2 separate regions of the Homo sapiens genome follow, and region 1 is linked to region 2. Evidence: chromatin loops called from intact Hi-C (ENCODE). Cell type or tissue: transverse colon. All regions are shown on one strand. Each heading gives the region's core, and the rest is flanking DNA. Links, peaks and the distances in the headings are about the cores only. Region 1 holds the start of LOC124905271 (small nucleolar RNA U13). Region 2 has its middle 74 kb from the start of SLC9A6.

The links. Hi-C counts contacts between places; a loop is a spot of excess contacts. Peaks named below come from ENCODE experiments on the same cell type or tissue, not always from the same donor. Only the 100,000 strongest peaks of a DNase experiment are listed, where the experiment ranks them.
Region 1: it touches region 2 in a loop (9-fold over the local background); 16 of 110 quality-filtered maps call a loop at or near these places.

What each region holds. Positions count from the first base shown.
Region 1 is chrX:136,126,417-136,142,919 of GRCh38, forward strand. It overlaps LOC124905271 (small nucleolar RNA U13), which reads right to left and starts at 8,004; the gene lies at 7,901-8,004. In transverse colon, for the core only: no CTCF peak of the experiment used is centred there; no DNase peak of the experiment used is centred there.
Region 2 is chrX:136,050,720-136,067,222 of GRCh38, forward strand. No RefSeq gene overlaps it. Among named protein-coding and RNA genes, the nearest start is that of SLC9A6, 74 kb to the left of the region's middle. In transverse colon, for the core only: no CTCF peak of the experiment used is centred there; no DNase peak of the experiment used is centred there; H3K27ac peaks cover 6,963 bases.

The DNA.
Region 1 (16,503 bases), core at 4,621-12,620, 76 kb after region 2:
AGGGGGACAGAAAAGAGACAGTGTTAGTAATTTCAGTCGCTGTCTTCTACTTCATGCTGTTTTCTTAACAAGCTTTATAGAGAAGCACTTCTTACGTGATTCCCAAATATAGGCCTAATCTCGACCAAGCACGACTCTCACTCCTAAATCATTCCAGTCTAGAAAACAAGTCACGAATTCATTTTCTTCCACTTTTGTTCAATTTTGCCAAACCCATTAATCAATGAAAAACATAAATCATCTAACTCTTCAGAATTCAACTGCTGTTAATACTCAGCCAACTCTAAGCATAACTTAATCCCGGGCTGAGAGGAGCTGTGCATATTTTTACCATAAGCCTATAGGGGACAAGTCTGAATGTGATAATCTAGACCAAGAAAATAATTACCATAGCATGATTTAACCCCAAAGAGATCAAAATAATTATAATATCATGATTTAACCCCAAAGAGAAAAAACTTCCAAAGCCTAAACTGGCTCTTCCTCAGTGGGTCTCTGGCCTCCCTCAGCTCCCATAGTTCTAAAAAAGGGAACATTAGCCTATGATGTGTATGATCTCATTTTGAAAAAAAAAAAAGTTTCATACTTATCAGTGAGTTTCACTTCTGAATTAACAGAAAATATGGTTATTACATTTAAATATTCTGAATATGTATATGTCTTTTATTTTGAGTTGCTTTTTCTATAATATTGTTTGTGCTTAAATTGTGAACAACTGAAATATTAATGGATGAAAAGGAATGTTTAATTAACTTACTTTTATCAGACACCAAGTCAACTTCTATATTTAGCAACTGAACTAATAGAGAAGGCTGCTGCAGAGTTAGTCAGCACATCAGCCTGTTAAATATCAAAGAGCAGAGGAGGCCTTTTGTCTCAGCATTGAACCAGAGACTGAAAATGCATTTAATTTTAGCATTTCCAGAGGAGGAAAAAAAGATATAAAACAAGATAATCAGGAAAAATGTCACGCACCGCCTAAGTACACGTTTGTCAAATGAAAAATGCCAGGAGGGTGGCAGCCTAAGTAAGAGGTCTGCCCGGAAACCAGAATTCATCCTCACAAGTGAATTCTTTAAAATAATTTACCGTTAAAACAGCCAAGGCTCCCATCTCTGCTAAAAGAGGTCCCAGGGAGTAGTAGAGTATTGAGTAGGTGGCGGGTTTTTTTTCCAGAAGCAGTTTCATGTGGTCTACTTTAGCATTTAAGGACTCAGAGGGTGTCATCAGTGCAATTGATGGGAAGGATTAGAAGAATGAAAGAAAAGCTTTCTTTTAAGAGTGAGCTTTTATTTTCTTAAGATTGTTTTATGTTGAGAATGTATATCCAGGTACAGGTGGCAGGGAGGAAGAAGTAGGCAAGATGGGTACCCTTCAAGATAGCCTAGCAATCCATATATATATATATATATTTTTTTTTTTTTTTTTGAGATGAGTCTCGCTCTGTCACCCAGGGTGGAGTGCTGTGGCATGAACTCTGCTCACTGCAACCTCTGCCTCCCGGGTTCAAGCCATTCTCATGCCTCAGTCTCCCGAGTAGCTGGGACTACAGGTGCATGCCACCACGCCTGGCTAATTTTTTTTTTTTTAGATGTAGTCTTGCTCTCTCGCCAGGCAGGAGTGTAATGGCGTGATCTCGGCTCACTGCAACCTCCACCGCCTGGGTTCAAGTGATTCCCCTGCCTTAGCCTCCCGAGTAGCTGGGACTACAGGCGTGTGCCACTACGCCCGGCTTTTTTTTTTTTTTTTTTTTTTGTATTTTAGTAGAGATGGGGTTTCACCATGTTGGCCAGGATGGTCTCCATCTCCTGACCTCATGATCTGCCCACCTTGGCCTCCCACAGTGCTGGGATTACAGGTGTGAGCCACCACACCTGGCTGCCTGGCTGATTTTTTTTTTTTTTTTTTTTTTGCATTTTTAGTAGAGATGGAGTTTCACCATGTTGGCCAGGCTGGTCTCGAACTCCTGACCTCAGGTGATCTGCCTGCCTCAGCCTCCCAAGGTGCTAGGATTACAGGCGGGAGCCACTGCGTCCAGCCTCAATCCTAATATATTTTAAAGGTTTTGTTGTATTATGAAGGTAAATTGCACATTATTAATAAACAAAGCATAAAGAGAAGGAAGCTTGAGCTTTGATCAGCCATGATAATATCTTTAATTTATTTTGGTATTCCAAGAAACTGTGCCAGTGCTTGCCACATAGTGAGTCCCAATAAATATGTGTTGAATAAATGACAAATAGTTTCACATCAAGAAGGTGAAGTGAGCATATGCCTAATTCTCCCCACATTATTTCAAACACATAGGAATGATCTAGAAGGTCTTGAAGATATTTAAAAGTACATAACCGTCAACTGTGAGAGGAAAACTGAAAATTGTCACAGTCCAGAACAGAGACAGAAACTAAGAGTGGAGAGCTAGGAGCAGTCTAGGATAGGGCTTCAAGTCCATGGGGGAAATTCCGCCAAACTTGCCCAGTATGTGGTAGGAGGCTGGCACCAGGATCTCTGTGTGAAAGCAAGGTTTACAGCTGTGCTTCCCACCTGGTCTGCCTCCCACTAGGATTGGACCAGAATCTCCTGCTTGTCTGAAGCAGCAGCTGAGGCAGAAAACTCAAGCTAACATAAGACCTATGCCTGGTTTGTGCCATCTGAGTGTGGGCATTGGAACTGCTACATCTTACAGGAAGAAGCCCTGATCTGAGCTTTTGCTAACTCAAGGAGCCAGGACTGGGAGAACCGAGAAACCACCTCCAAGGGGATGGGCATGCAAAAGAAAATTCCCATAGAAAATTAGGTCCCAAACAAAACGATAACATCTATGGGGAAGTTGGGCACCACAAAAAGTGGCCAGAGACCCAATATCTGAGGATATGAAAATAACGGAATAACCTAAAAAGGACTTTCAAGCAAGCATATTTAAAATCTCCAAATTTGGCCAGGCACAGAGGCTCATGCCTGTAATCCCAGCACTTTGGGAGACCGAGGTGGGTGGATCACCTGAGGTCAGGAGTTCGAGACCAGCCTGGACAACATGGTGAAACCCTGTCTCTACTAAAAATACAAACATTAGCTGGGCATGGTGGTGGGCGCCTGTAATCCCAGCTACTCGGGAGGCTGAGGCAGGAGAATTGCTTGAACCCAGGAGGCGGAGGTTGCAGTGAGCCGAGATCATGCCATTGCACTCCAGCCTAGGCGACAAGAGTGAAACTCAATCTCAATAAAAATAAAAATTAAAAAAAACCCTCCAAATTTTAAATTAAAATTCAATTTAATTTAATTTAAATCTTGTGTTTGCAAGTTGTGAAATACTATATATAGTATTCTACCTTTTGTATAAGAAAGTAGCTAATATCTGCAAAATATATTTTGCAGGAAGGATAAGCCAGACATTAAGGAAGTTGATGACCCAAAAGGAATGGGTGGGAATGGGATGTGAAAGAAAGCAATGGCACTTCTCTAAGTATATTTTTGTATATTTTGTCCTTTAATTATGTTAATATTTTACATATTCAAAAATAAAACTGAATATGAGAAAAAATGAAAATGCAATATAAACAAATAACTGCATATCACACTGAAGATGTAATTATGCAGTAGAATAAAAAGAATTCGTCCACTAACTTTTGACACAGCAATCTCATTGTGCACATTCAATAAGATATATTATATAGATAAAAATAATGGCAAAGCAACCTTGAACATGTTAGTGGTTTATTATTGATGTCAACACTGCTGCTGTAGCAATTTGAAGCCATTTTGTGTATCACTGGACTCAGCAAATGAGTAAATAGGCTGAAAAATGCATAAATACACTGGAAGTTGGGATTCTCACTGTGGGAAAGGGGAAATACAAGTTATGTTACAGGGGAGGGAGTGGAAGAACCATGTGATGTTGGACTGGAATATAGCTACTAGTATGAACTCAATTCTATTTATTTATTTATTTGTTTTGAGACTGAGTCTCACTGTGTCACCCAGGCTGGAGTGCAGTGGCATGATCTCTGCTCACTACAACCTCTGCTTCCTGGGTTCAAGCGATTCTCCTGCCTCAGCCTCCCGAGTAGCTGGAATTACAGGTGCATGCCACACGCCTCGCTAAATTTTGTATTTTTAGCAGAGATGGGGTTTTGCCATGTTGGCCAGGCTGGTCTCGAACTCCTGACCTCAAGTTATCTGCCTGGCTCACCCTCCCAAAGTGCTGGGATTACAACCGTGAGCCACCGTGCCCGGCCTCATGATTTTTTTTTTTTTTTTTTTTGAGGCAGAGTCTCGCTGTTTCACCCAGGCTGGAGTGCAATGGCACGATCTCGGCTCACTGCAACCTCTGCCTCCTGGGTTCAAGCGATTCTCCTGCCTCAGCCTCCTGAGTAGCTGGGATTACAGGCACGCACCACCACGCCCAGCTTTTTGTATTCTTTAGTAGAGACGGGGGTTTCACCATGTTGGTCATGTTAGGTTTGAACTCCTGACCTTGTGATCCACCCGACTCGGCCTCCCAAAGTGCTGGAATTACAGGCATGAGCCACCGCGCCTGGCCGGCCTCATGATTTTAAAATGTACTTCTGTCTAGTAAAAGGGCCTAGAATCAATGACATCCCAATGGCAGTGAGCACACAGCACCTAGTTCTTGTACAGTAGTCCTCCCTTATCTGTGGTTTCATTTTTTGTGGTGTCAGTTACCCACAGTCAACCACAGCCCAAAAATATTAAATGGAAAATTCCAGGAATAAACAAACCATAAGCTTTAAATTGTTCTGAGTAGCATGATGAAATCTTGCACAGTCCTGCTTTATCCCTCCCAGGACATGAATCATCCCTTTGTCCAGGATGTTCATGCTGTGGTTACTACCTGCCTGTGCCGGTTATCAGATTGAATGATATAGTTTGTACAGGGTTTGGTACTATCTGTGGTTTCAGGCATCCACTGGAAGTCTTGGAATGTAGCCCCTGAGGATAAGGGAATGTTACCCAAACACCAGGGGTTTGGTCTAGGTACTGCTGCTCACCACACAGAGAACCAATCACTGAGATGATGATTATTGCCAAGGAAGAAGGCTTTAATTGGGTGCTGCAGCTGAGGAAATGAGAGCTCAGTCTCAAATCCATCTCCCAGACCAACAAAAACTAGGGGTTTATACAGCAGGCAAGAAATGTAACAATGAGTAAGAAAACAGAAACTAGGGAGGGGCCAGGAAGCAATCATGATGAATAAGGGGTCCGACATCTCATTGTCTCCAGGTGGTGATGTGGTGAGTTTCAGTTCTTTGATACTTTTTTTTGACAGAGTCTCATTCTGCTACCCAGGCTGGAGTGCAATGGCAGTATCATAGCTCACTGCAGCCTCCACCTCCCAGGCTCAAATTATCCTCCCACCTCAGCCCCCATGGGTAGCTGGGACTACAGGCGTGCATCACCACACCTAGCTTATTGTATTTTAAATAGAAACACGGTTTTTTTTAAGTTTTTCTTTTATTATTATACTTTATGTTTTACGGTACATGTGCACATTGTGCAGGTTAGTTACATATGTATACATGTGCCATGCTGGTGCACTGCACCCACTAACTCGTCATCTAGCATTAGGTATATCTCCCAATGCTATCCCTCCGCCCTCCCCCCACCCCACAACAGTCCCCAGAGTGTGATGTTCCCCTTCCTGTGTCCATGTGATCTCATTGTTCAATTCCCACCTATGAGTGAGAATATGCGGAGAAACACGGTTTTGCTAGGTTGCCCAGGCTGTCTTAAATTCCTCGACTCAAGTGATCTGCCTACCTGGGCCTCCCAAAGTTGATCCTTTTTTTTTTTTTTTTTTTTTTTTGAGAGGCCCGACAGCCCTTTCCTGAGGAAAGAACTCAGATAAACAAATACAAATTTCAAGCTTGGCTGGGCGTGGTGGCTCATGCCTGTAATCTCAGCACTTTGGGAGGTCAAGGTGGGTGGATCACCCGAGGTCAGGAGTTCGAGACCAGCCTGGGCAACATGGTGAAATCCTGTCTCTACTAAAAATACAAAATTAGCTGGGCACAGTGGCAGGTGTCTGTAGTCCCAGCTACTCAGGATGCTGAGGCAGGAGAATCACTCGAACCCGGGAGGCAGAAGTTGCAGTGAGCCAAGATCACGCCACTGCATTCCAGCCTGGGCAAGAAGAGTGAAGCTCTGTCTAAAAAAAAAAAAAGTTTCAAGCTTTGAGACCAGAAGTGTCTGTCAATTTCTCTGTTTATGAAAAAAAAAAAAAGTATCTATGGGGCTATTGGGTTGGTTTCAGGGGGACTACTATATTCTGAATACCACCTGCCTCAGGTGGGGGTCTCTGGAAACAGAAGCTGTGATGGAGTATAAAGTACAAGATGTTTACTAGAGATCAACCAATGTATACCTATGGAAGGACCGAAGGAAGCAGGACTGAGAAGAGAAAGATGAACTGTGTTGCGGACCTCAACCAACCCAGCAGGGCGCTCTGGTACAAGTATTTTGTCCCAATAGAGTGTCCCAAATGGGGCTGAAAAGCCAGGCCTTTTACTTCTGTCTCAATCACTAGACGTAGGTGGCCCCGGAAGGGCATGCACCTAAGTGAAAGTGTTTTGCAGCTGAGGCAGACATTGAAGGAGCAGACAGCTGGAGGCTGCCCGCTGACCACACTCCCGATAGATAGGCAGCAAGCCCTTTCTACTTAAAATTTAATTTAATTTAATTTTATTGTTGTTGTTGTTTAGAGATGGAGTCTCACTAGGTCATCCAGACTGGAGTGCAGTGGCACAATCCTATTTCACTGCAGGCATGACCTCCAGGACTCAAGTGATCCTCCCACCTCAGCTTCCCAAGTGGTTGGGACAATAGGCGTGTACCACCATGCTCAGCTTCAAATTCTTTCTTAAGATGATCTGGGTGGCACATGTTCATGTCTAAAACACTGTTCCCACTCAAAGGAACTAGATCTCCTTAGAGAAGTGGCTGATTCCATGTCCAGGGCAAGGGAAGAACAAAGTGCGTCTGGAACATCTGGTAATGTGAGGAAGCAAGGAATACTCGAAAATCGATAAGACTCATGTTAAAAAGATACAGGAGGCTGAGTGTGGTGGCTCACGCCTATAATCCCAGCACTTTGGGAGACCAAGACAGGTGGATCACTTGAGGCCAGGAGTTCGAGACCAGCCTGGCCAACATAGTGAAACCCTGTCTCTACTAAAAATACAAAAATTAGCCAGGCGTGGTGGCACCCACGTGTAATCCCAGCTACTCTGGAGGCACAAGAATTACTTGAAACAGGGAGGCAGAGGTTGCAGTGAGCCAAGATCGTGCCACTGCTCTCCAGCCTGGGCAACAGAGTGAGACCCTGTCTCAAAAAATAAATAAAATAAATAAGTAAATAAACAAACAAATAAAGATACAGGAGCCAGCTAGAAGGGGCTCCCACTAGCCAAATTTGGGACAATTTGAGCATCAAAATGAATAAGGACAGGAATGGATTGTAACATACTGAATAAAAAATTCGGCCAGGCATGGTGGCTCACACCTGTAATTCCAGCACTTTGGGAGGCTGAGGTGGGCGGATCACAAGGTCAGGAGTTCGAGACCAGCCTGGCCAATATGGTGAAACCCTGTCTCTACTAAAAATACAAAAATTAGCCAGGCGTGGTGGCATGTGCCTGTAGTCCCAGCTATTTGGGAGGCTGAGGCTGAAGAATCGCTTCAATCCAGGAGGCGGAGGTTGCAGTGAGCCGAGATTGTGCCACTGCACTCCAGCCTGGGTAACAGAGCGAAACTCTGTCTCAAAAAAAAAAAAGAAAAAAAGAAAAAAAATAATTCATGGGTCCATACTGATACTGTAGAAAAAAGTTCAAAAAAGGATAGGGGAGAAGAAAAAGATCTTTTCTTTTTCTTTTTTTTTTTTTCAGGCCAGATGGGTAAGATGCCAACGTCATAACAAGGTTCAAGGGTGGCACATCTCACACATGTGCATGAACACCCAATCTTCATGCTCATGAACTACAAAAAGATTGAAAAAGCTCTTCTTTATAGGAGAAATCCAACTAATAAATGTAGGATAAATGACAAAAATAGAAAAGCATTATTTTATAACCACCATAGTTAACTGATTCAAGCAAAAATCATCAATGAATGCTGAAACTATCAGGTGAAAACATACTGAGAAATAGAATATTTACACCCTCTCAAAATGTTGTTGAAATGGGAAAAGTTCCCTTATCCCTCTCACAGAGCGTGCGATGGAGGTGTGGCTCGCTTCTTCGGTGCCTCACTGCTCAAACTTCTAGGAGAGCATGCAGATGGGCAGGTTGTGGGGCTCCGACCCCACGGCAGTGGCTAGGAGCGAATGTTCACAGCTCCTGAAGCCCCAGTGGGCGTGTATTACAGGATGCTCTTTTAGTTTGCCATCTATAGGCGACCTGTGCTAGCTCAATTAGACCCCCTTCTTTATCATAAGGACAGAGGGATTTCTGTATCCTGGGGTTTCTTGCCTTGGTGTACCAGAAGAACCGGATCACAAGTGAGCTTGGAGAATGAATGCAAGGTTTTATTGAGTGGAAGTAGCTCTCAGCAGATGGGGGAGCCAGAAGGGAGAAAGTTTTCCCCTGGAGTCAAGCTGCTCAGTGGCCTGGGTTCTCCTCCAACCACCCTGACCAAACTCTATGTCATTCCGCCAGTTGAAGGCCTGCCGGCGTGCCAGCATCTGTCTTGTGCTCTTCCACTGGCGTGCTCCCCTCGACATCCTCTCAACGTCCAGTCACTTGTGTCTTCTTCTGCCAACGTGTTCCTTTCAAAGTCCAGCCACTTGTGTGCCTGCCTGTTAGGGTCTCGGGGTTTTATAGGCACAGGATGGGGGTGTGGCAGGCCAGGGGGGTCTTGGGAAACGCAATATTTAGGCAGGAAAACAGATATGCCAGTCCTCACCTAGGTCTGTGGACACAGGCCTGGGGGTGGAGCCCTAGCCAGGGACCACGCCCTTCCCTTCCCAGCACTTCCCTGCCCCCCTTCCATATCATTACTTCACAGATTACCTATTAATTCTAAGGCTAAAGGAAACTCTTACAATGGAGAAGTCTGATAGAAGCCACCTGAACTCAGTGATCAAACCTCACATTAACAATAATGGGACAAGGTGGCATTATGTGCCCTCTGATGTGGTGCACTAAGAAATATACAACATCACTTCTGTTGTATTCCTGCCAAAAATGGGAACGGTCACAAATCCAAATTGAGGGACATTCTGGGTGAAAACAAACAAACAAAAAAACTAACCTGAGCTCTTCAAAATGTCAATATCACAAGAACCACCTCACCCCAAAAAAACAGCTTGGAAATATTCTAGATCAAAGAAGGCTAAAGAGACTTGACAATAGTGTGATGTTTGGTTCTTTTTTTTTTTTTTCACTGATGCCTCAAATTCCTAGTTCAAGGGAACCTCCTGCCTCAGCCTTCTGAGTAGCTAGGACCACAGGTGTGCACCACCACATCCAGCTAATTTTTAAAATTTTTGTAGAGATGAGTTTTTGTCATGTTGACCAGGCTGGTCTCAAACTTTTGGGCTCAAGCGATCCTCACGTCTTAGCCTCCCAAAGTGCTGCGATTACAGGCATGAGTCACTGTGCCTGGCCAATCCTTGATTACATTTTGGATTTTAAAATGCTATGAAGTATATTATTGGAACAACTGTGAAAATTTGATTTCAGATGTAAATTTGATATTATATCAATGTTAAATTTTCCAAGTATGATTATTATACTATGGTTATGTAGGCATATGCCTTTGTTTTTAAGAGATACATGAAGTATTTAGGGATGAAGTGTCGTATCATCCAGAACTACAACTATCAAATAGCTCATCAATAGATAGGTATCGACATACACACAAATAAAGCAAATGTGAAAAATATCAACAATTGATGAATGTAGGTAAAGGGTATATAGGTTTTTATTATGCTATTCTTGCAATGTTTCTGAAGGTTTGAAATATTTCAAAATAAAAGTTGACAAAAAACAAAAGTGCAAACAAAAACAATTTTCCAGAGATTAAAAAATATAAAATAGAATACATAAAACAATAATAATGATTATTAAACAGGAGCCTGCAATAAGAAATCCATTGGAAAGAAAGAAAAAAGTTGGATAAAGAATAGAAAATACAGCAAAATCAACAAAAGTTGTTTCTTTGAAAATATCAACAAAATTGACAATCCTTCAGTTACGACGACCAGAAAAAAAAAAATTGAGGACTCAAATTACTAAAATCAGAAATAAAAGAAGAAAGTGTATTATTACTGACCTTACAGAAATTAAAAGAATTATATGTGCTGGGCACAGTGCCTCACACCTTTAATCCCAGCACTTTGGGAGGCTGAGGCAGGAAGATCGCCTGAGGCCAGGAATTTGAGACCAGTCTGGGCAACATAGTGAGACCCTGTCTCTACAAAATATTAAAAAGTTAGCCAAGTGTGGTGGTGAGTGCCTGTAGTCCCAGCTATTTGGGAGGGTGAGGCAGGAGGATCGCTTGGGCCCAGGAAGTCAAGGCTGCAAAGTGAGCCGTGATGGTGCCACTACACTCCAGCCTGGGTGACTGACAGAGACTGTCTTAAAACAAAAGAAAGCCAAAAAAACCAAACTGGAACTAAAATCGCGGAGAACAAAAACATTAGAGTTGGGGGTGGGGTGGGAGAAATTACCTTGTTTGGGAGAAGGATGGAGATAGTGATTACATTTGGAGTGTATGATATAAATAGAATGCATGACTTCTAAAATGACTGGGGTGACAGGGAGAAGAGATGAATAAAGAATAAAGCTGGGCATAGTGGCTCACGCCTGTAATCCCAGAACTTTGGGAGGTGAGTGGGGTGGATCACTTGAGGTCAGTTGTTCGAGACCAGCCTGGCCAACAGGGCAAAACCCCATCTCTACAAAAATACAATAATTAGCTGGGCATGGTGGTGCACGCCTGTAATCCCAGCTACTTGGGAGGCTGAGGCAGGAGGATCATTTGAGCCTGGGAGGTGGAGGCTGCAGTGAGCTAAAATCGTGCCACTGCACTCTAGCCTGGGCAACGGCACAAAGCCTAGTCTCAAACAAACAAACAAACAACAACAACAACAACAAAAAACCCCAAAAGAATAAAGCCAGAAGATTGAGTCAAACAGACAAACAAAAGTTGCAGAATGATATAGACTAATGGTACCACTAATGTACACTAAATATAAAATCATGAAACAAAACCAACTCAGAATAGTGGTTGACTCAGGAGAAAGAAGGGGATAGGACTGGAGACAGTAGACAATATTAAATATTTTATCTGCAATATTCAATTCTTTTATTTTCCAAAAGAGAAACAAAGTAAAAACAACACAATAACAAAACAACAACAACAAAAAACTTCTTATTGACCAAGTCTGAAAAAAAATAAAAAACAGAGAGACAAAAGTAAATATAAACTCTTAATAGTTATGGATTCTGGGTAGTGGGAGCATGAGTTTTATATTATTTTTTGTACTTTGCTTTTTAAGAAATGTCTGGGCCAGGCACGGTGGCTCACATCTGTAATCCCAGCACTTTGGGAGGCTGAGGGGGGCGGATTGCCTGAGGTCAGGAGTTCGTGACCAGCTTGGCCAACATGGTGAAACGCTGTCTCTACTAAAAATATAAAAATTAGCCGGGCGTGGTGTCAGGCGCCTGTAATCCCCCCTACTCGGGAGGCTGAGGCAGGAGAATCGCTTGAACCTGGGAGGCGAAGGTTGCAGTGAGCCGAGATCACGCCACTGCACTCTAGCCTGGGCAACAGAGCAAGATTTCATTTCAAAAAAAAAAAATGTCTGAAAGCCTAAAAAATAGATGGGGAAGTGTGCTGATTAGATTTACAGTCCACATTTATTAATTTCATATGTAATCTTGGCCTAATCATATAACCTTTTTTTTCTTTTTCTAAAGACTGTAAAAAAGCTAAAGATAGGCCGGATGTGGTGGCTCACGCCTGTAATCCCAGCACTGTGGGAGGCTGAGGCAGGCGGATCACGAGGTCAGGAGATCAAGACTATCCTGCCTAACACGGTGAAACCCTGTCTCTACTAAAAATACAAAAAATTAGCCAGGCGTGGTGGCAGGCTCATGTAGTATCAGCTACTTGGGAGGCTGAGACAGGAGAATGGCATGAACCCGGGAGGCGGAGCTTGTAGTGAGCTGAGATCATGCCACCGCACTCCAGCCTGGGCGACAGAGAACGAGACTCCGTCTCAAAAAAAAATAGCTAAAGATAATCCATCGTACTTGTGTAAAAATGGGAATGTCAAGATGGAAAGGTGGAGAAACAATCTAACGTTTCCTGAACACCTACTATCTGTCTGATGTTGTGCTAGGTTCATTACATGTGGTATGTAATTTAATTTCATTCTCACAATAATCCTGTTACTTAGATAATACTAGACCTGAATTGCAGATGTAGAAACTGAGATAAGGTAAATTAAGTCATACTGGGGTACACATAACACGGGGGATACATGAAGAATTTCCAGGAGTCCGTGGGCACAGTCAGTTGTGAAGAAATCAATTTTTAGACCCTTAACTTTTAAAAAATGATCTGCCTGAGAAAGCTGTGTCTGAGGCAGGTGGATTCTCCTTTTCCTCCTCCTTTTTCTCAACAGCCCTTCTCCCATTTTACAAAAGAAAGACAACCCCTTTCTCCATCACTAATCTGACTTTGATGTATTGCCGCAGGGGATATAAACCTCCCCGTGCCAAACAAAGGGAGAAGCCAAAATAAGGGTGTTGTTGTGGAAAGATGAGTGAACCTGAACGCTGCATAACAAGACCTTTTGCAACACAGGTGGTTTCCAATTCTTTGTCTTCAAAAAAACTTCTGAAGGATCTAATGGAATTGTCAACCAATAAATCATTAAAATTAATTTTTGACAATAGATTCAGGATGGGATGGGATTTCAGTTACATAACTCAGAAGAAATACAAAGGTTTGTATGGCAACACTGTGAGAAACGTCCTTCTACTTATTTATGTAAACAAAGCTTCTTAGCCTTAATATTTTTAAAACATGTAAAAAGTCAAAATAACATTGATACAGAGCCCTGTCTCATTCTAACCATAAACAATATTTATCCACAAATGGCATGAACTAATTAAAAAAGACTTCATCCATGTCTAAGAACTACATTTCCAAAAAAGTTTACATTGTGCATTTAAATTATTTTTCAAATCTTGTTAAATATTTAAGTTATTTTGATTAATTGTGTACTAAAGATAACTCTATCCAGAAAACTTTTTTATATTCCACCCCGTAGAAAACTTTTTTTTTTTTTTGTGAGATGGAGTTTCACTTTTGTTGCCCAGGCTGGAGTGCAATGGCATGATCTCAGCTCACTGCAACCTCCGCCTCCCAGGTTCAAGTGATTCTCCTGCCTCAGCCTCCCTAGTAGCTGGGATTATAGGCATGTGCCACCACGCCCGGCTAATTTTGTATTTTTAGTAGAGATGGTGTTTCTCCATGTTGGTCAGGCTGGTCTCGAACTCCTGACCTCAGGTGATCCGCCCACCTCGGCCTCCCAAAGTGCTGAGATTACAGGCGTGAGCCACCGCGCCTGGCCTAGAAAACTTTTAACACGTAGAACTTTATGGTAAAAGAATTTTAAAAATGTAATTTATGTACATATTTGCATTGCAGAGATGTATATAGAGTGATGAAAAACAGACTTACACGTGTAAAATATATTACATTAGTACAAAATTCTGTGAAAGAAGTGAAGGAGATATGACTTAAAGAAGAAAAAAGGAGCAATGTAAAATTTCCAACTGTTAATGAAGTTAATCATGTATAATATTTAAATGGCTAATGGTGGGTATGAAACAACTACTCTATTTAAATTTAATTGGATAGAATAAAAAAGTGATGTAATCATTTTAGAATGTCAGTATATACTATATGCCCCAAATAACTTCGTTTTGTAACTATTTAAACATTGGATGAAAAAGTTTAGATACCAGCTTGTAACGTGAATGGTAAGGTAAGTAAAATGTCTCACTCACTATTGTGTACCTAGTGCACCAAGCACAGGGCCTTTCTTATATTAGACAACCACATAAATTATTTCTAAACTGAATGGCGTGGGGGCACACAGGTTTTCAAAATTATTTTAGGGAGCATGTGAACAAAAATGTTTGAACACACCTGAGTTTATAACTTACCCTGGGCCACACCACCAACCAAGGCCAAGCTTAGACTTGAACCCATGTTTGCAAGATTCCAAGACTCCAAGACTCATGGTGCTTAGACTATACCTGAGGGAGATAAAGGATGCTATGAATGTTGGTCTTAATTATTAACTCCATTCTGCTTAGAAATAATTTATTTGGTTGTCTAATATGAGCAAGGCCCTGTGCTTGGTGCCACTAGGTATTAGGTTGGTGCAAAAGTAATTGCGGTTTTAATACGCAATAGTGAGTAAGCATTTTACTTACCCTCAAGAAGCTGAAAACTTTACATGAGAGATAAGCTGCCTTCATAAAATCTTTAATATAAGATTAAGTGTAATAAGGGCAAGAGACATTTATGATACGTACTACAGAAAAAGAGAGAGAAGAGAGGCATGGTGGTGCATGCCTCTGGTCCCAGCTATTCAGGAGGCTGAGGTGGGAGGATCACTTGAGCCTGGGAGGCTGAAGTTGCAGCGAGCCGAGATCGCGCCACTGAACTCCAACTGGGTGACAGAGTGAGACCCCGTCTCAAAAAAAAAAAAAAAAAAAAAAAAAGCAAAGAAAAGAAAAAGAGAGAGAGAGAGACAGAAGGGTTTGAGCAGGTTCCAACATCAGATAGACAGATCTTTGTAAAACAGGTAAAATTTGGACTGTGGTAGAAATGGGTGAAAGAAGGTAGAGAGAATTCATTCACCCATCCCTCCATTCACCCAAGAACCATTAATCAGAGACATAGCAACCAAATGTAATAAATGGGCCTTTAAAATTCGTGGCTGGCACAATGAGATGTCTCCTCACCCCAGTTAGAATGGCTATTATCAAAAGGACAAAAATAACAAATTCTGGGAAGGATGTAGGGAAAACTGAACTATTGTAGATGGTTGGTGGGAATGTAAATTAGTACAACTATTATGGAAAACGGTATAGAAGTTCCTCAAAAAGCTAAAAATAGAACTAGCCTATAATCCAGAAATCCCACTACTGGGTATATATCCAAAGGAAACAAAATCAATATGTCAAAGAGAAATGTGCACTCCCAAGTTTTATTGCACTATTCACAACAGCCACAATATGGAGTCAACCCGTGTCCATCAACAGATGAATGGATAAGGAAAATGTGATACACACACACACACACGCACACACACACACTGGAGTACTATTCAGCCATAAAACAAAAGAATGAAACCCTGTCATTCACAGCAACATTATGAGCTTGGAGGACATTATGTTAAGTGAAATAAGCCAAGAACAGAAAGACAAATACTGCATATTCTGACTCATATGTGGAAGTTAAAAACGTTAATCTCATGTAAGTACAGAGTAGAATAGTGGTTACTAGAGCCTGGGAAGGGTAAGGGGAAAGGTAGTAGTGATAAGATGGTTAATGCAAACAATGTTACAGCTAGATGGAAGGAATAAGTTCTGGTGTTGTATGGCACTGTAGGGTGACTATCGTTAACAATTATTGTATATTTTCAAAAATCTAGAAGAGCCAAATTGAATGTTCCCAACACAAAGAAATGATCAGGCCAGGCACAGTAGCTCACGCCTGTAATCCCAGCACTTTGGGAGGCCAAGGCGGGCGGATCACCTGAGGTCAGGAGTTCGAGATCAACCTGGCCAACATGGAGAAACCCCAAGTCTACTGAAAATACAAAATAATTAGCCAGGCATGGTGGTGTGTGCCTGTAATCCCAGTTACTCGGGAGGCTGAGGCAAGAGAATCACTTGAACCCAGGGGCAGAGGTTGCAGTGAGCTGAGATTGCGCCACTGCACTCCAGCCTGGGGACTCCGTCTCAAAAAAACAAAACAAAACAAAACAAAAAAAAGATCAGCATTTGAAGTGATGGGTATGCTAATTATCCTGATTTGATCATTACACATTGTATACATGTATTGAAATATCACACTGTACCCCATAAAGATGCACAATGATTATGTGTCAATTAAAAATAATAGTAAAAAAAAAGATTATTTCTTGACATGGAAAGATGCTTATCATTAAACAGATTACCAGGTCGCCAAAATAGAAATTGTTTGTATCAGGGGTCAACAAACATTTCCTGTGAAGAACCAGTAAATATCTTCAGCTTCGTGGGCCATATGATCTCTGTCACAACTACTCTGTTCTACTGTTGTACTGAGGAAGTAACCACAGATAATATGTAAACAAATGAATGTACTTGTGTTCCAATAACACTTTATTTCTTGACACTGAAATGTGAATTTCATATGAATTTTACATGTCACAAAAAATACCCTGCTTGAAATAAATGAACTGTAAAAACATTT
Region 2 (16,503 bases), core at 4,307-12,306:
TTCAACCTGCCTGAGCCTGTCTCTTCCTTTATAAAATGATGGCAGTTCGCTGAGCTATTACCATGTGCCAAGCACTGTGGTAGGTACTGGATACTGGTTCCAGCCCCAAGTCACTGCCAGGCCTATTGCGGGGGGATCAGATGAAGTGATGTACGTTGAAATGTTTTGACTGGGATTCAGAAGACTGTCGAAACCGAGTTTGAATATTCGCTAAGGTTTGCTGATGAGGTGCTATTTGAATAAAATACGGAAAAGTCTTTGCAGACCATGCAGCTACTTTGGGCTGCTTTTCTTTGGAATCTCCAGTTTAGCAATTTGGAGGTGCCCCAAGTGGTTGCCACGGTAAACACTGAATTCTGAGAACTGGCTTAGTTGGGGCTGTCATGGCTGGAGCCCGAACTCCATGAGACCTGGCAATTTCTGGCCAATTCTGCCCAGTGAAAGAACCCTTTCCTTTTTTTTTTTTTGAGACGGAGGATCACTGCAACCTCCACCTCCCGGGTTCCAGCAATTCTCCTGCCTCAGCCTCTCGAGTAGCTGGGATTACAGGCATGCGCCACCACACCCAGCTAATTTTTTATTTTTAGTAGTGACAGAGTTTCACCATGTTGGCCATGCCGGTCTTGAACTCCTGACCTCAGGTGATCCACCTGCCTCGGCCTCCCAAAGTGCTGGGATTACAGGCGTGAGCCACCGCCCCCGGTTAAGAACCCTTTCCTTTACCATGAACCTGTACTGCAGTTGCAGCTTGAGGAGAGGACTCCTGTCCTCCGTATCACTGTAGGACACCAGGTTGGCTCATTTTCCATTTGCTGCTGTCTGGTAGGCACTGGGTCCTGCTAAAGAGACACAGCTCAGTTGTGCATGTCACTTCTTTTTCAGTGATGAAAAAATGTATTGAAAGCTCTCTGAGCACTTCTTGGAAACAAGGTTTAATTTCTCCAGATTTGTTGGAATTTTGAAGTGGTTCACTGTATGTTTAAATACAAATCCTACAAAAACTGCATGAGAAGTATTCAATTTTTGGTTGCTTTAGGAGTCACGAGTCTTTATTGCATGATTTTTTTTTTTTCTGTTCATTTGAATTTCTTATACAGCTGTGTTCCCATGTGGACTAGGCAAAAAGCATGTGAGCTGTTTTTTCACCAGAAAAAATCTGGAACACTTCTGTCAGATAATAGAAGTTGCCTGTTTTTTCAATCTTAGAGTTGGTTTCGTGTAAGAAAGCAAGATAATGGCAATTGGACCCCCGATTTTGCCTCAAAATTGGTTTTTTAACACTTTTTTGAAACTCAACAATCAAAGTTTCATTTGCTGAGGGGAACGAAAAGGTTGATATTTAAACACTCCAGTCAATCAATATTTTGCTTACTAACATCCAGTCAATAGACACTGAGAACCTCACCTGGGCTGAGCCCTGGGCCAGGCACTGGGAACGCAGAGGTGACAAAATCATAGCTTCAATTGAAAAACAAATGCAGCCAATTAAGTAAGAGCATTGCCATTGTATGAAAAGCATTACAAGGGGGGCGCTGAATGAAATTCAGATTCCTCTCCTGCTGCTGCCTATGGTGGGCAGAAGAATGGCCTACCCAAAATATCCACACCCTAATCCCTGGAACCTGTGAATATGTTCAGTTACATGGCAAAGAGAATTAAGGATGTTAATGGAATTAAGGTTGCTAATTAGATGACCTTGAGGTGGGAGTTTATCCTGGATTATTCGGGGGGGGGGGCCCAATCCCCTTAAAGTGGGAGAGCCTTTCCTGGCTATGGTCAGAGAAAGAGATGTGATAACAGAAGCAGGGTCAGCGAGATGCTACGTTACTGGCTTTGTTTTTTTTTTGTTGTTGTTGTTGTTTTGAGACGGAGTCTCATTCTGTCTCTCAGGCTGGAGTGCAGTGACAAGATCTTGGCTCACTGCAACCTCCACCTCTCGGGTTCAAGGATCCTCCTGCCTCAGCCTCCTAAGTAGCTGGGACTACAGGTGCATGCCACCATGCCCAGCTCATTTTCGTATTTTTAGTAGAGACGGGGTTTCACCATGTTGGCCAGGCTGGTCTCGAACTCCTGACCTCAGGTGATCCACCCACCTCGGCCTCCCAAAGTGCTGGGATTACAGACGTGAGCCACTGTGCCTGGGTCAGATTGCTGGCTTTGAAGATAGAGGAAGGCAGCCTCTAGAAGCTGGGAAAGGCAAAAAAAAAAAAAAAAAAAAAAAAGGATTCTCCCCTAGAGCCTCCAGAACAAACACAGCCCCACCGTCCCCTTGATTTTAGTCCAGTGGGATCCTTGTCAGACTTCTGACCTACAGAACCATCAGGTGTCAAGTGAGTGTTGTCTTAAGCCAGTGGTCCCCAACCTTTTTGGGACCAGGGACTGGTTTCATGGAAGACAATTTTTCCACGGATTTGTAGCGGGGGAGAAGGGGGGATGGTTATGGGATGATTCAAGTGCATTATTCATTGTGCACTTTATTTCTATTATTATTACATTGTGATAGATAACGAAGTAATTATGCAACTCACCATAATGTAGAATCAGTGAGAGCCCTGAGCTTGTTTTCCTGCAACTAGACAGTCCCATCTGGGGGTGATGGGAGACAGTGACAGATCATCAGGTATTAGATTCTCATAACGGGTGCACAACCTAGATCCCTTGCATGCACAGTGCACGATAAGGTTCGCCCTCCTAGGAGAATCTAATGCCACTGCTGATCTGACAGGAGGCAGAGCTCAGGCAGCAATGCAAGCAATGGTACTGGTACTGGTCTGTGGCTTGGGGGATGGGGGCCCCTGTGTTAAGCTACTAAGTTTGCAGTATTTTGTTATGGCAGCAATAGGAAACTAACCCACTGCCTTTGAGGGAGAAACTATTGTCTCTGATGCTATTTTATTCTAAGTTCTGCTCTGTGCCAGGCACTGTGTGTAGTGCTGCAGATACTGAACTGAGCAAGACCCAGACTTCAGAGTCTGGTGGGAGAGACTAGCAGGTATACAGATAACCTTGGTGTGGTGCAATAGGAGACATGATGGAGAAGAGTCCAGGTGACAAATGCCAGGCTGGAGAAGGTCCTGCCATTTCTCTGACATTAACATTAACCTAGCTCTTTTTTTTTTTTTTTTTGAGATGGAATCTCACTCTGTCACCCAGACTTGAGTGCAGTGGCACAATCTTGGCTCACTGCAACCTCCGCCTCCCAGGATCAAGCAATTCTCCTGCCTCTGCCTCCCGAGTAGCTGGGATTACAGGAGTGTGCCACTGCGCCCTGCTAATTTTTATATTTTTAGTAGAGATGGGGGTTTTGCCATGTTGGCCAGGCTGGTCTTGAACTCCTGGCCTCAAGTGATCCACCCACCTCGACCTCCCAAAGTGCTGGAATTACAGACATGAGCCACCTCACCCAGCCTCTTTTTTTTTTTTTTTTTTTTTTTTGAGACAGCGGCTTGGTGCAGTGGCCCATGCCTGTAATCCCAGCACCTTGGGAGGGCGAGGTGGGCAGATCACTTGAGGTCAGGAGTTTGAGACCAGCCTGACCAACCTGGTGAAACCCCATCTCTACCAAAAATACAAAAATTAGCTGGGCATGGTAGCAGACGCCTATAATCCCAGCTTCTTAGGAGGCTGAGGCAGGAGAATCGCTGGAACCTGGGAAGTGGAGGTTGCAGTGAGCCTTGATCATGGCACCACACTCCAGCCTGGGCAACAGAGTGAGACTCCATCTCCAAAAATAAATAAATAAATAAATAAACAAACAAACAAATAAGACAGGGTCTTGTTCTGTAGCCCAGGTTGGAGTGCAGTGCCATGATCAAGGCTCGCTGCAGCCTCAACCTCCAGTGCTCAAGTGATCCTCCCACCTCAGCCTCCCAAGTAGCTGTTTATTACAGGCACGTGCCACAAAGCCCGGCTATTTTTATTTTTTATTTTTTATAGAGACAAGGTCTCACTATGTTGTCCAGTCTGGCCTCAAACTCCTGGTCTCAAGCAATCCACCTGCCTCAGCCTCCCCAAGGATTGGGATTATAAGCATGAGCCACTGCACCCAGCCTAACCTAGCTTTAACTAGCACTTTCACATTACTCACTGGTGTAAGAATTTTTCCCAGGCCACCATGCTCAATATGTTACCAGGAGTGGCAATGTATGGAAGACATGATCATACAGGGGTTTTAGAAAGATCACTTACTGTAGCTACGGTGGAAAGGATGAATTATTTGGAGATGGGTAACAGTGGACACAGAGATGATGGTTAGAAGACTTGGTCAGGTGAGAGAGAATGGTGGCCTAAGCACAGGAATACAGTAGGGGTCGAAAGGAGGGGACAGATGCAAGAGACATCTGGTTGGTGTTGATTTGGAGACTAGCCGTAGTGAATGGGTGAGGGGGACAGGTTACAGTGATTACCAGCAACCTGGATTGGGCAAATCAGTGGATGGGGTGGTGGGAATCACAATTTTAGAAGATACCTATTAGGACCAAGAGATTGAGAGATGTAGCGGTCAAAGCACAAATCTAAATTTGTTTCTGGATCACTTAGGTAAGGGTAGGTGGAGCCCAATTAAGAAAAGAGGGGAGGGAGAGGAGGGCTAAGGGCCCCAAACAAAAAGGCTGGGAAAGGATACGAGTTTGAAAAACACCAGGGTTTGCCATCCATTCTCTCATTATAACCTAAAAACATCTGGAGCTTTTTGCTATGGGTGGTGTCTGGGGAAAAATAATTGCTTTAACCAAAGTACAATGGATGGAGGAAAAAATAAATTATTTTCCCTCCTTACGAAAAACAGAAAGCTACAGAAGTTCTCAGGGAATGATGGGTGGTGTTATTAGGAAACTTTCAAATGTACGTCACTCTGGATTTCAGTGTATTCACCTCCAGTCTGGCCAGAAGAATGAAAATATATGTTGTGGGCTCTCTAAAACACAGTTTTTAGCATTTTCCAGAAGGGTCAAGGGCCAAGGAATGAATACTGGATGTGGAAAGGAAGCCACGGCTAGTTGGCCAGTCTCTTTCTGGTTCTGTGTGGGTTTGCATGCAAGCTAAGAGACGGCTTCGCTTTTTGCTTTTCCTCAGAAGCTGTTGCAAGAGTTCTCAAGCAAATCCAATCTAGTGTCCAAGCCCTCTGGTATGCTGTTCTCAAACACTGTGTGCCACTAGCTTGCTGAAACAGTCCGTGCCTGACCTGCTGTCTTTATGGAAATTTGAACCAAATAGCAACTGTTGGGATGGAGGTCATCCAATAGGCATGGATACAAACTTTCAAAATATTGGGCTTTGCCTCACTAGAAGGAAATCAGCAAGTGACAGTATAACTGAAAAAAGAAAGCTTAGGGGTCTATATTAAGATGAAGGAAACATCTGGTTTTTGTTTTCTCAACTTTTATTAATTCATCAGAGGTGTGAGTCACCAGTACACTCAGCCAATGTTTCCAAAATGAAGTCCTCATTGCCTCCGGAGTGGCTGGGAAAAGTCACTTCAGAACTAACTTGAGAGAAAGATGATGGACAAAGAGATGTCTTTTTTTTTTTTTTTTTTAAGAAATGTAGTGCTGGTCCTGATACGTAGAGGTCTTTCCTAAAATTGCTTGTGTTAAACCCCAATTACATTCCTTCCTCGGCAGGAATTTATTTCTTCACCCAGAAACTGTAGGACTGATGTGCTGACCTAAAAAACATACATTAAACGCAGAACCTCCCCTTTACCTACAAAGGCAGTCCAGGACAAAGCTGGCTATTCTATGTAACAATGGAGCCCACAGCTCTGCTCTCATTACACTGAGCTCTGTTCTTTCTGACCCATTGGTAGGGATGTCAGTAGTGCGATTCCAAACTCTGTTTCATAGGAAACCAATGACTTGATTATACAAATTCTTCCTTCATTCCTTCTGTCTGATCTAGAAAGTCAGAGGTACATCAGGCATGCTGCCTGCACTCAAGGAGCTCACAGTCTAGTGGTGAAGATAGCCTTGTCATTAGATACATGGTTTTAGAGCTCAGCATTTATTAGATATGTGGTTTTAGAGCTCAGCATTTCTAGTTTGTAAATGTAATAGATCAAAATGGCCATTTTTTTCTTGTAGAGAACTTCATGCCATCTTTTCATTATGCCCTTTAGCAGGATCAATAGCTTATTATTAGATATTTTTGGTATTTCTCTGATTTCTCCACTGATTTTATGTGAACAAGCAGCATCTGTGCATGTAGTTTCTGTACCACGCATTTGGAGTCACTTCTAAGGATGAACAGAAGAACTTACAAGGTAAATTAAAAGCAAAAGTAACTGGCACACTGCTTCTATCTGTGCTGAGCCAGTTGCCACTTCCTCTCCATAACCCTGGTATATTATAGAACTTTTTCTTGTTGTTAGGCTAAGGAAGAAACGAAAGGGTAGCTTCAGGCCAGTGGCTCACGCCCGTAATCCCAGCACTTTGGGAGGCCGAGGTAGGTTGATCACCTGAGGTCAGGAGTTCGAGACCAGCCTGGCCACCATGGCAAAACCCCATCTCTACTAAAAATACAAAAATTAGCCAGGCTTACTACAGAGGCTGAGGGGGGAGAATCGCTTGAGCCTAGGAGGTGGAGGTTGGTTGCAGTGAGCCGAGATTGTGCCATTGCACTCCAGCCTGGGCAACAAGAGCGAAACTCTGTCTCAAAAAAAAAAAAAAAAAAAAGATAGCTTCAGATACCACTCTAATTATACAGCATCTAGAGTCTGTACTTATAGACAATGATCCAATTCTATATCAAATAAAGCACAAACCAGGTCTTAAATATTTTAATGACATGACTGAATTCAAATAACAGTGTCTAGTTGGGTAGTTCAGGACAGAAATTTCCAGCTTGTGGGCATTGTAGTTTCTTACTGTAAGATAGTCTTTATATCGTGTCCCTTGTAGTAAATGAAAACTTCAATCTTTATAAAGAAAATGATGTCATCGGCTTGCCCTTTTCTCTAGTCCCCATCAGATTGAATTTAAATATGATACCGGCAAGAACAACAGAGTAAATGATCAGTTTGTGATGCATCTGGTCCAAGGGGGATTATTTTGACAGTCTGTTCTAACCATACAAACAATGTTTCCAATAAAAAGTTTTATTAGGTGTTGTCACAGATATAAATGTTTCATAAAGATAGCACTCCAGTTGTAAATCATACTTGAAATCATTCTAAAGTCACCTCATTAGATACCAAGAAAAACTATGTCTTTCACATAAATTCTGGCCTCGAGTGACTTTAAAAAAAAGGAGCAAAGAATAAAAAAACAAAACTCAAGCCCCAGCCATCTAAGGCTGAACTTTAAGAGAACTGACAGGAATAAGAAAATTTCCTTTGTCTGTTTTTGTAATCTTTTTAAGATCATACACTTCAAACATTTCATTATCTTCCTGGGTCCATCAGATTCTCCAGAAATGATGGAAGTGGAAAAATAATCTAAACTCACTTTTTAGAAAAACTCTGGCTCATTGGCCAAGCGCGGTGGCTCACATCTGTAATCCCAGTACTTTGGGAGGCAAAGGCTGGCAGGTCACCTGATGTCAGGAGTTTGGAACCAGCCTGGCAAACATGGAGAGACCCAGTTTCTACTAAAAATACAAAAATTAGCCGGGCCTGGTGGCGCATGCCTGTAATCCCAGCTATTCGGGAGGCTGAGGTAGGAGAATCGCTTGAACCTGGGAGGTGGAGGTTGCAGTGAGCTGACATCACACCACCACACTCCAGCCTGGGCGACAGAGTGAGACTCTGTCTCAAAACAAACAAACAAAACCTCTGGCTTATTGAAGTATGATTTATATGCCATAAAATTTATCCTTTAGCATATAGCTCTGTGAGCTTTGAAAAACATAGACGGCCGGGTGTGGTGGCTCACGCCTGTAATCCCAGCACTTTGGGAGGCCGAGGCGGGTGGATCCCCTGAGGCCAGGAGTTCGAGACCAGCCTGGCCAAAATGGTGAAATCCTGTCTCTACTAAAAATACAAAAAATTAGCCTGGCGTGGTGGCAGGAGCCTGTAATCCCAACAATTCAGGAGGCTGAGGCAGGAGAATGGCTTGAACCCAGGAGGCGGAGGCTGGAGTGAGCTGAAGTGAGCTGAGATTGCAACATTGCACTCCAGCCTGGGCAACAAGAGTGAAACTCCATCTCAAAAAAAAAAAAAAAAAAAAAGAAAAAAGAAAAACACAGACATGTAACTATCACCACAATCAACAGACGAATCGGGTTCATCTCTCCAAAAACTTCCCCTGTGCCCATTTGTAGTTAATCCCTTTCCCCACCCTGGGCTTCTGACAACCACTGACATATTTCCTGTCCCTGTAGTTTTGCTTTTTCCAGCATGTCATATAAACAGAAGCATACAGCACATAGCTTTTTGCAGACCTGCACTTTTGAAATTAATGACATTGTTTTCAGATTATAAAAATAATACATGTTCATTGTGGAAAAAATTAAAATATTTAAGAAATGAGACATGAAAATGCTACCCAAAGATAACCATTGTTAACATTTTAGTGAGGCTTCTTCCAGTCTTTTTACTCTATATGCATATGCACCCACACATTCAGAAACTTTGGAAAATTGAAATCCTACTGTATATAAGATTAACTCTTTCTTGAGAGTGAAAGGCATGAGCCTAATCAATGGGCTGAGGGATAGAAAAGAAACAGGCACAGAACAAGATGCAGAGGAGTAACTTTCCAGGCTGCCTTTGGAGGCTTGGTGGCCTCTGCATTTGGTTTCCCAGGCTGCTTGCATTCACTTGTTTTAAGCAAAGACCATCTTTTATTTTTTAAAATTGTTTTGTAGGCAAAGGGTCTTGCTATATTGCCCAGGCTGGTTTCAAACTTTTGGGCTCAAGCAATCCTCCTGCCTTGGTCTCCCAAACTACAGGGATTACAGGTGAGAGCCTCCACTCCTGGCCATCTTTTTGATTTGGATGCTGGCTTTTTCGTGAACTGAAACAAACACATTCCCAGGTTGAGTTCGATGCTGGTTCCTCTGGGGACTGACAGTGCCCTGTGCTCCTCAGCTGCAGAGAACTCCTCTCACTACATTAGAATTGTTCATTTATTTTATCCATCTCCCCCACTAGACAGTAAGCCATAGGCTCAGACACCCTTGTCTCAATCGTCTGATTTCCCCCAGTGTTAGGTATACTGCTCAGCAAAAAGTAGATACAGGAACCTACCAAGAATGTGAGGGATGAACAAAGGAGCGAATGAATGAACAAACCAAGATCAAACATTCCCTTTACTGGACTAGTGACTGCCACTCATTTTCTTCTCTTCTGCTTTACCCACAGAAGAGGAAAAAATACCTTTTTGAGCATTACTCTGGTGGCTGTCACAGAAGGGGTGAATTCTGCTTTCAAATGTTTTGGCATTTTTTTGACTCACAGCTACACAACCTGACAAGATAGCCAACTAGCTACTTCTCATGTTTCTGTGGCATGCCTCATGCACTGCTCCATGGAGCCGACCAAAACCGTATTGGCTGGGAGATGTAAAGTGCCAAAAACGGACCTGGCAAGGAGAAAGAAGAGGCGATCTGCTTGGAGTTGCCATTGGTGGGCACACAAACCTGTGAGTGGCTCGTGCGTGCTTCTCCATGGCCATGCAAGCTTTTGCCCTCCCTGCACTTCACAGGGCTGGGAGAGAATGGAAAGTCTATGTTTAAGATCAGGGTAAGCTCACGTCTGTAATCCTAGCACTTTGGGAGGCCAAGGCGGGTGTCTCACCTGAGGTCAGGAGTTCGAGACCAGCCTGGCCAACATGGTGAAACCTCCTCTCTACTAAAAATACAAAAAAAAAAAAAAAAATTAGCCAGGTGTGGTGGTGGGCACCTGTAATCCTAGCTGAGGCAGGAGAATTGCTTGAACCCGGGAGGAGGAGGTTGCAGTGAGCCGAGATCCCACCATTGCACTCCAGCTTGGGCAACAAGAGTGAAACTCATTCTCAAAAAATAAAATAAAATAAAATAAAATAAAAAACAGGATAAGTTGAGAAAGAAGAAGGTAAGGAGAGGGAGAAAGGGAGAATTACAACAACAGAATTAAGGCCATTGTCATTTTCCCCTTTGATCTGAATCGTCAGCTATTTCCCGCATGTAATAATAATAGCGGTTGTCTCTTGTTGAAGCACCTAATCTGGGCCAGGCACAGGGTTAAGCCCTTTATAAGCATGGCCTCATCGAATCCACAGAACAACTCTCTGAGCTGAGTGCCATTGCTATCCCTTTCTTGCCGATAAGGAAGGAACTGGGGCTCAGAGTGGTTCAGCGAAGGTCCAAGATCACACAGCTACTTAGCACAGTGCCTGGCCTACAGTGAACACCCTGTCAATGGTAGCTGTCATGGCGATTATTACTATGATTAATCATAAGAAATGGCTGGTGCCACCATCGGCTCAAAGCAGACTGAAGTCTCAAGGCCCAAAGCAGGCTCTGAGGTGCAGACTCCCGGGGGCCTGCTCAACAGGCATGAGGACCTCGACTTCCCTTTGTGCTTCTTCAAGACTTGGGATGGTGGCTCCTTGGGTGGTGGGGAAAATGATGCCATACTTGTGTCTGGCTCCTTCTTGGTTCCCACAAATGTCCTTAACATTTTCCATTTTCTGAGTGGCTTTTGTGAAACTGCTCTGATGTGGTTGACAGAACTTATAGTGGGATCCAAGTCAAGCCTTCCTCCAGAGGAAAGTTGGAAGCCTTTAAGGGTCTTGTCAGTGCTCACGTAGCCCACAGCCTCCTGCCTAGCATTGGCCAAGGCCAAGGCTTCCCGGCAGTCAGCTCTGGATCACAGCACACTCATTGATTCCTGCGCTGTTTCCGGGGGTGGGAAATCAATCCCCTATCGGCCTGGCTTGGGCTTGCTGGGCCTTTTCTCCAGGGAGAGTTTCGCTGGGGCCTCTGATCTGCACGTGATGCTCTTCATGGTTCAAGGGCTGTCGTGTCCAACTCAAGATGATTTCCTTTTCCGTGTTTTCTGCAGCTTTTTTTTTTCAGGACCCTAGAAAAACTTTGAAACTTAAAATTACTCGTGTGCCAGGAATTCCCACAGCCTCCTTGTGAGGGGTAGGTGAGCACCATATGCTGTTTATACAAAAATAAATGGCTTCCCCCCATGAAGCACATGGGCCCAAATCACTGGCTAACCCCCTTTTTACCTTAGCAGCTGGAGCAATGGCCCTCTGGATGAGAATGCGTACGCAGATAGAAATTTGGCTCTAAAAAGCCCTGAACAGTTTGTTTGTACAAGAGCTTGGTCTCCTAGAGAGGCAGGTGGTGGGCAGGCCAGTGTCCCTCTGTGGGACTAGCTGAAGAAAGCAGGAGAAGACCAACATGCAGTGCTGGACAATTACCTTGTCCCTCCCCGGGGCGGACTTTCAGGGAGGTCACCTCATCTTAATCACCACTTCCCCAACATCATGAGCCCTAGGACTGGGTGCAAAGGAGGGGTATCTCTCTTTTTGAAATTAAAATACTTGAAGTTATCGCTTCACTTGGGCAATAGATGTCTATTAATTCATTCCTCAAGCAATTATTGAGTACTTACTATGTGCACATCTGAAATTGTACCAAGTGCAACTCCAACCACTTGCCCCAGTGCTGACCCAACAACAACACTGGGCCAAAACTAAAAGTTTGGAAGTGATGGAGGCTGCAAGTTGACAGCCTGGGCAGCTAGAGAGTGAAAGTGTCAGTTGCTGCATTTCGATGGGATTTTATTCAAGCATGTATTCATTCATTCATTCATTCATTCATTCATTCATTCAACCAAGATTCATGAGTGTCTACTGTGTGCCACATAGTGTGCTAGGCACTAGGGATATCAGAAGGGAGAATGCCAGCTGTAATCAAAGGGAACTTCAGATAACAGTAGCTAACATCTACAGAGTGTTTATGTGTGCCAAGCACCATCATGAGATGGCTTCTCTCTTTTAATGCTCATTCCAGCAGTGGCAAGGAGGTCCAGACAGATGGGGAAACTGAGGCTCAGAGATTTTACTGACTTACTCAAAGTCACATAGCCAGAAAGTGGCAGAAGTTAACTTGCAGAATCCAAGTGAGCCCAAGGGCCTGAGGTTGTGTTCTTTGCTGGTTACTACACATTACTGTACATTACTGCCTGCTGCAGGGATTAGCTAGCTGCAGCCCACAGGTCGAGTCCAGCCCATTGACTGTTTTTGTGCTGCCTGAGAGCTAAGACTGGTTTTTGTATTTTTAAGTGGTTGTAACAAATCAAAAGTATATTTTGTGACACATGAAAATTATATGAAATTCACATTTCAGTGACCATCAATAAAATTTTATTGGAACACAGCCATGCCCATTCATTCACGTCTTGCCTAAGGCTTTTTCACTACAGTGGTAGAGTAGAGCAGTGGTGATAGACCTATGGCCCGCAAAGTGAAAAATGCTTACTATCTAGCCCTTTACTGTCACTGACAGAAAAGGAAACAGATCTCAGCCCATCTCTGAGTTCAGGTGGTCCCCAGAGCCCTGCCTCCCTATCCCAGCTCTTCCTCAGCAACTCAGAAAGACCACCGGGGAGACTTGAGTGAGCATTTCAGATGATGGCTGCCTTTGAGTTATTTCCAGCACTTCCTTCAGAGTCTTTGAGGCTGAAATGTTTAGGGTGGTATTAGGTTTTTCATCAAATGTTTAGATGAAAATGTAGACAGCCGACTTGGGGTTATTTGTGAACAAAGCCCTAAAGGCAAATCTTATTGGTTTTTGCTGAGAGGTGCCAAATTATCTCAGCCTCCACTGGGAGCTGCTTGTGGGGCCTTATATGGGCATAATCTCCTAAGCCAGGCTTGCCTCACTCTGCGGCATGGTTGGATCCACTTTTAAGGTTATGTGTGAACATTTCTTGTCTTCCTGTTTGCTCAAGCTGTGGGGAACTTGGCTTTTGCCACACTTTAAGGGAACATAAATGCTGTCCACTTTGAGCACGTTTCATTTGTATGTCAAAGATGACAACTGCCTTCCTTTTGGAATTCTTCTCCCTTTATATTTGTCTGTAGGTGGAAGGAAGCATTTTTGTAAGTGCTGGAGTCGGGGAGATGTCGCTTCATTATCCTAGTTGCTTCCTGGGATTAGTGTGTCTGAAGAGATGTTGATAAAGGAAACATTTACTGTGTGTCTATAGGCAATGAATGTGTCTGAGGCATTCCATGGGCGTTAGCTTACTCAAACCTTGCAAAATGCCTTCACTCACTCTTTCAACAGGTATTTATTGAATGCCTACTAAATGCCAAGTCATGTGGTAAGCCAAGACAGTAATGGGGAGAGCTACTCCAGACTGGGAAATCAGGAACGGTCTCTCAGAAGACATTTAAGATGAGGTCTGAAGGATAAGAAGGTGCTGGCTGGGAGACTCTTCGTAATTGGATTGGAAATCTTGGTGCAGACATTTGAGTTAAGAGAGTTAATGAAAGAACTGCGCCAGCAACTCAGTTGACCAGAGCCCCATGCTGAGGAACCCAAGGCTACTGGGGATTTTGTTCTAGAGACCTCAAAATGGAACCCTAACCTAGGCTTGCCCTGGAAAATATAGCTCTGGTCCAAAGGAGATCAGCTGAGCAAGTGAGGCTCCCCCCACTATTGGACACCAAATTCTGCAAATGTTTATGGGGCTGTTCTCATAAGCCCAGCACTACCTAGGTTTTGGGAATCCAGAGACAAATCAGAGAGCAAGGAGCTCAGGGTCTAGTGGAGGAAATAAGTCATATAATCAAATAAATGACTCGACGATGTACTAGGTACAACAAAAGAAATATGTATAAGATCTCAAGGTAGCACAGAAGAGGGGGTGCTGAACACACTTGGGAGGCCCAGTAAACAGCCAAGGGAGGCTAAATTTTGAAGAGCCAGAAGGGCCCTTCCAGAACAAGAAACCTGCATGACCAAATGCCCAGAGACACAAAGCCACATGCCAGAGGCTTCATGCCACTGGGTCTTTGGGGAATAAGAAGACCTGTTATTTTCGAGCCTGAAGTACAAGGTAGAGAGTAGTGGACATTGAGATTTCAGCAAGGGCAGTTCAGGGTGAGCTTTGGGAATAAGTGTTTCGGATTTGAGCCACACTAAAGGTATGTAAACACAAGAAAGGAGATGTCTGTGTTAACTTGCCTTGATAATGCCCCTCTTGTTACCCAATCCCACTGGTTTCAACTTCATCTTCTGGGAACCTATGGTATTTCAAAGACACTGCCTGATCCCTTTCTAGACAAATTTTATGCTTTTGGAAGTGGCATTTCCCCGCTAAGTACTTTATACTGTTTTCTTACAACTTTGCAAAGCATCTGCCATATGGTATTTCTCCCAAGTGAGAGATTATTGCCTCTTTATTGGAGGGGGGGAGCTGAAATGAAGTCATCTGTCCACTGAAGTGACAGCTGCAAGCAGAGATGTACTCTCTAGGCAGCAGGCCTGCCGTCAGAGCCCAACCCGGTGCGCCTTCTCCAAGAGCGGCTGTCCCCTCCCAGCCTCCTGTCGCCGCTTTCCCTTTCTTCTTGCTTCCTGTTATATAAGAGCATTTTTGCAGAGATGAGCTCTGGGCTTGTTCTGAATATTTTAGGTGTCAAACATCCTGTTTTTCTCTGAGTAATGTGACCCTGTCAATGACCCACTGCATTTCAGAATGACATCATGGGATTCAACCGAGAATGGTTGAAGAGAAGTGATTATGGGAGCTCAGGGACCTCTGCTTGCCCCTTTACCTTTCAGCAAGTTGTTTGGAGATGTCAAACAAGAAGTCTGCAAATGAGTGTCTGCTTTGCACAAGAGCAGGGGTTGGCAGACTAGGAACTGCAGACCAAATCTGGCCCACAGAGCAAATCCATTCCCAGCTGATTTTGCAAATAAAGTTTTATTGGCATTCAGCCATGCTCATTTGTTTGAGTATTGTCTAAGGCTGCTTTTGCACTGCAATAGCAGAGTTAAGTTATGTAACAGACCCCATATGGCAGGCAAAGCTGAAAATTTTTACTATCTGGCCCTTGCAGAAAAAGTTTGCTGAACCCTGCGCTGAAGCTCTCTCCTCCTACACCCTAGGAAGAGGGCACATGGATTTAGCGTGCTCTCATCCCATGACTGAGTACCCGCCCATTCCTTTCCCCTCTTCCCCAAACACCTGATACAACAAAAAAGGTAAAGGTTGATTTTCAGCAAGCATATTGGGGCTTTCGTATGTATTAAATGTCATCAGAACTTGCACATTTATTAAATGTGTTGCCTTTCTAAGAAGTTCCCTAAAGAAATTGCACACACTTAGGCTAGGCACGGTGGCTCATACCTGTAATCCCAGCACTTCTGGAGGCTGAGGCAGGCGGATCACCTGAGATCAGGAGTTCGAGACCATCCTGGCCAACATGGTGAAACCCCGTCTCTACTAAAAATACAAAAATTAGCTGGGAGTAGTGGCACACACCTGTAATCCCAGCTACTTGGGAGGCTGAGGCAGGGGAATCACTTGAATCTGGGAGGCGGAGGTTGCAGTGAGCCGAGATCACGCTATTGCACTCCAGCCTGGGTGATAGAGCAAGACTCTTGTCTAAAAAAAATAAAAAGAAAAAAAAAGAAAAGAAAAATGAAATTGCACACTTATTCCAATGTGGCTGCCAGTGTGCCAGACATTGCAGGGAGTACTCTTCAGAGCCAAGCTATGTGACACCTGAGAAAATCCACTTCACCTTCTTTTTGGACCCAAAGTAGTGCAGCCTTGTTGGAACATCTGCCTAGTTGCCATGGATCAATGTTGGCTTATTTTTTCAAACAACAGCAAATTCAGCACTAAGGATATTCCAAGGAATTGGTTGCATGTTCTGAGGTTAGTTCCTTAAAAAGTGCTCAACATACGATGTCTTCAGAGGCAAGGTATCTTCACCCAAGGACTTGAGAGTCAAAGTTAGACTTTGGAAACAACTTTTGGAATTGTAGTGCATGTTTTCAGCATTTGGGCCATTCTATGTCTTACAAAATGAAATGTTCAGTGTGTGGCTCTCTCCTCTCTATTTAGGGACTGTATCCATACTTCAAAGGACTTTACCATCTGTCTTGTATTTCCCCATCTCTTCCCAGCTGCTGTTAGTGGATTTTGCTATGGCATGGTGCATTGTACCCATTTGGCTAATAATGGCATGAGCTGAGGGTTGAGGAAGCCCTCTGCTCAGTTCCGTTTATCACAGCCAAGTTTGGATAGGAAAGAGTCCCCTAGGAGCTGGAATGTGGTATACTATGGATGGGCATGTCAGCATTCACTGGCCCTGCTCATATCATGGACCACAGTGTGCTCTGGACTGCGGGGTGGAGGCGGTGTGGAGTTTGGTGGTTTTAGAAAACCGTGAAATGCCTACTTATTGCTCCACATTTTTGCTTTCTCATTTTCCTTAAGCCCATTCCACAATGAGGGTATTGGTGTGGTCACTCCTGAAGCAAAAAGATAACAAGTTGCTTTTCAGCTTTTTAGCTTTTTTGGTCATTTCTTACTTCTTTTCCTCCCCGCCT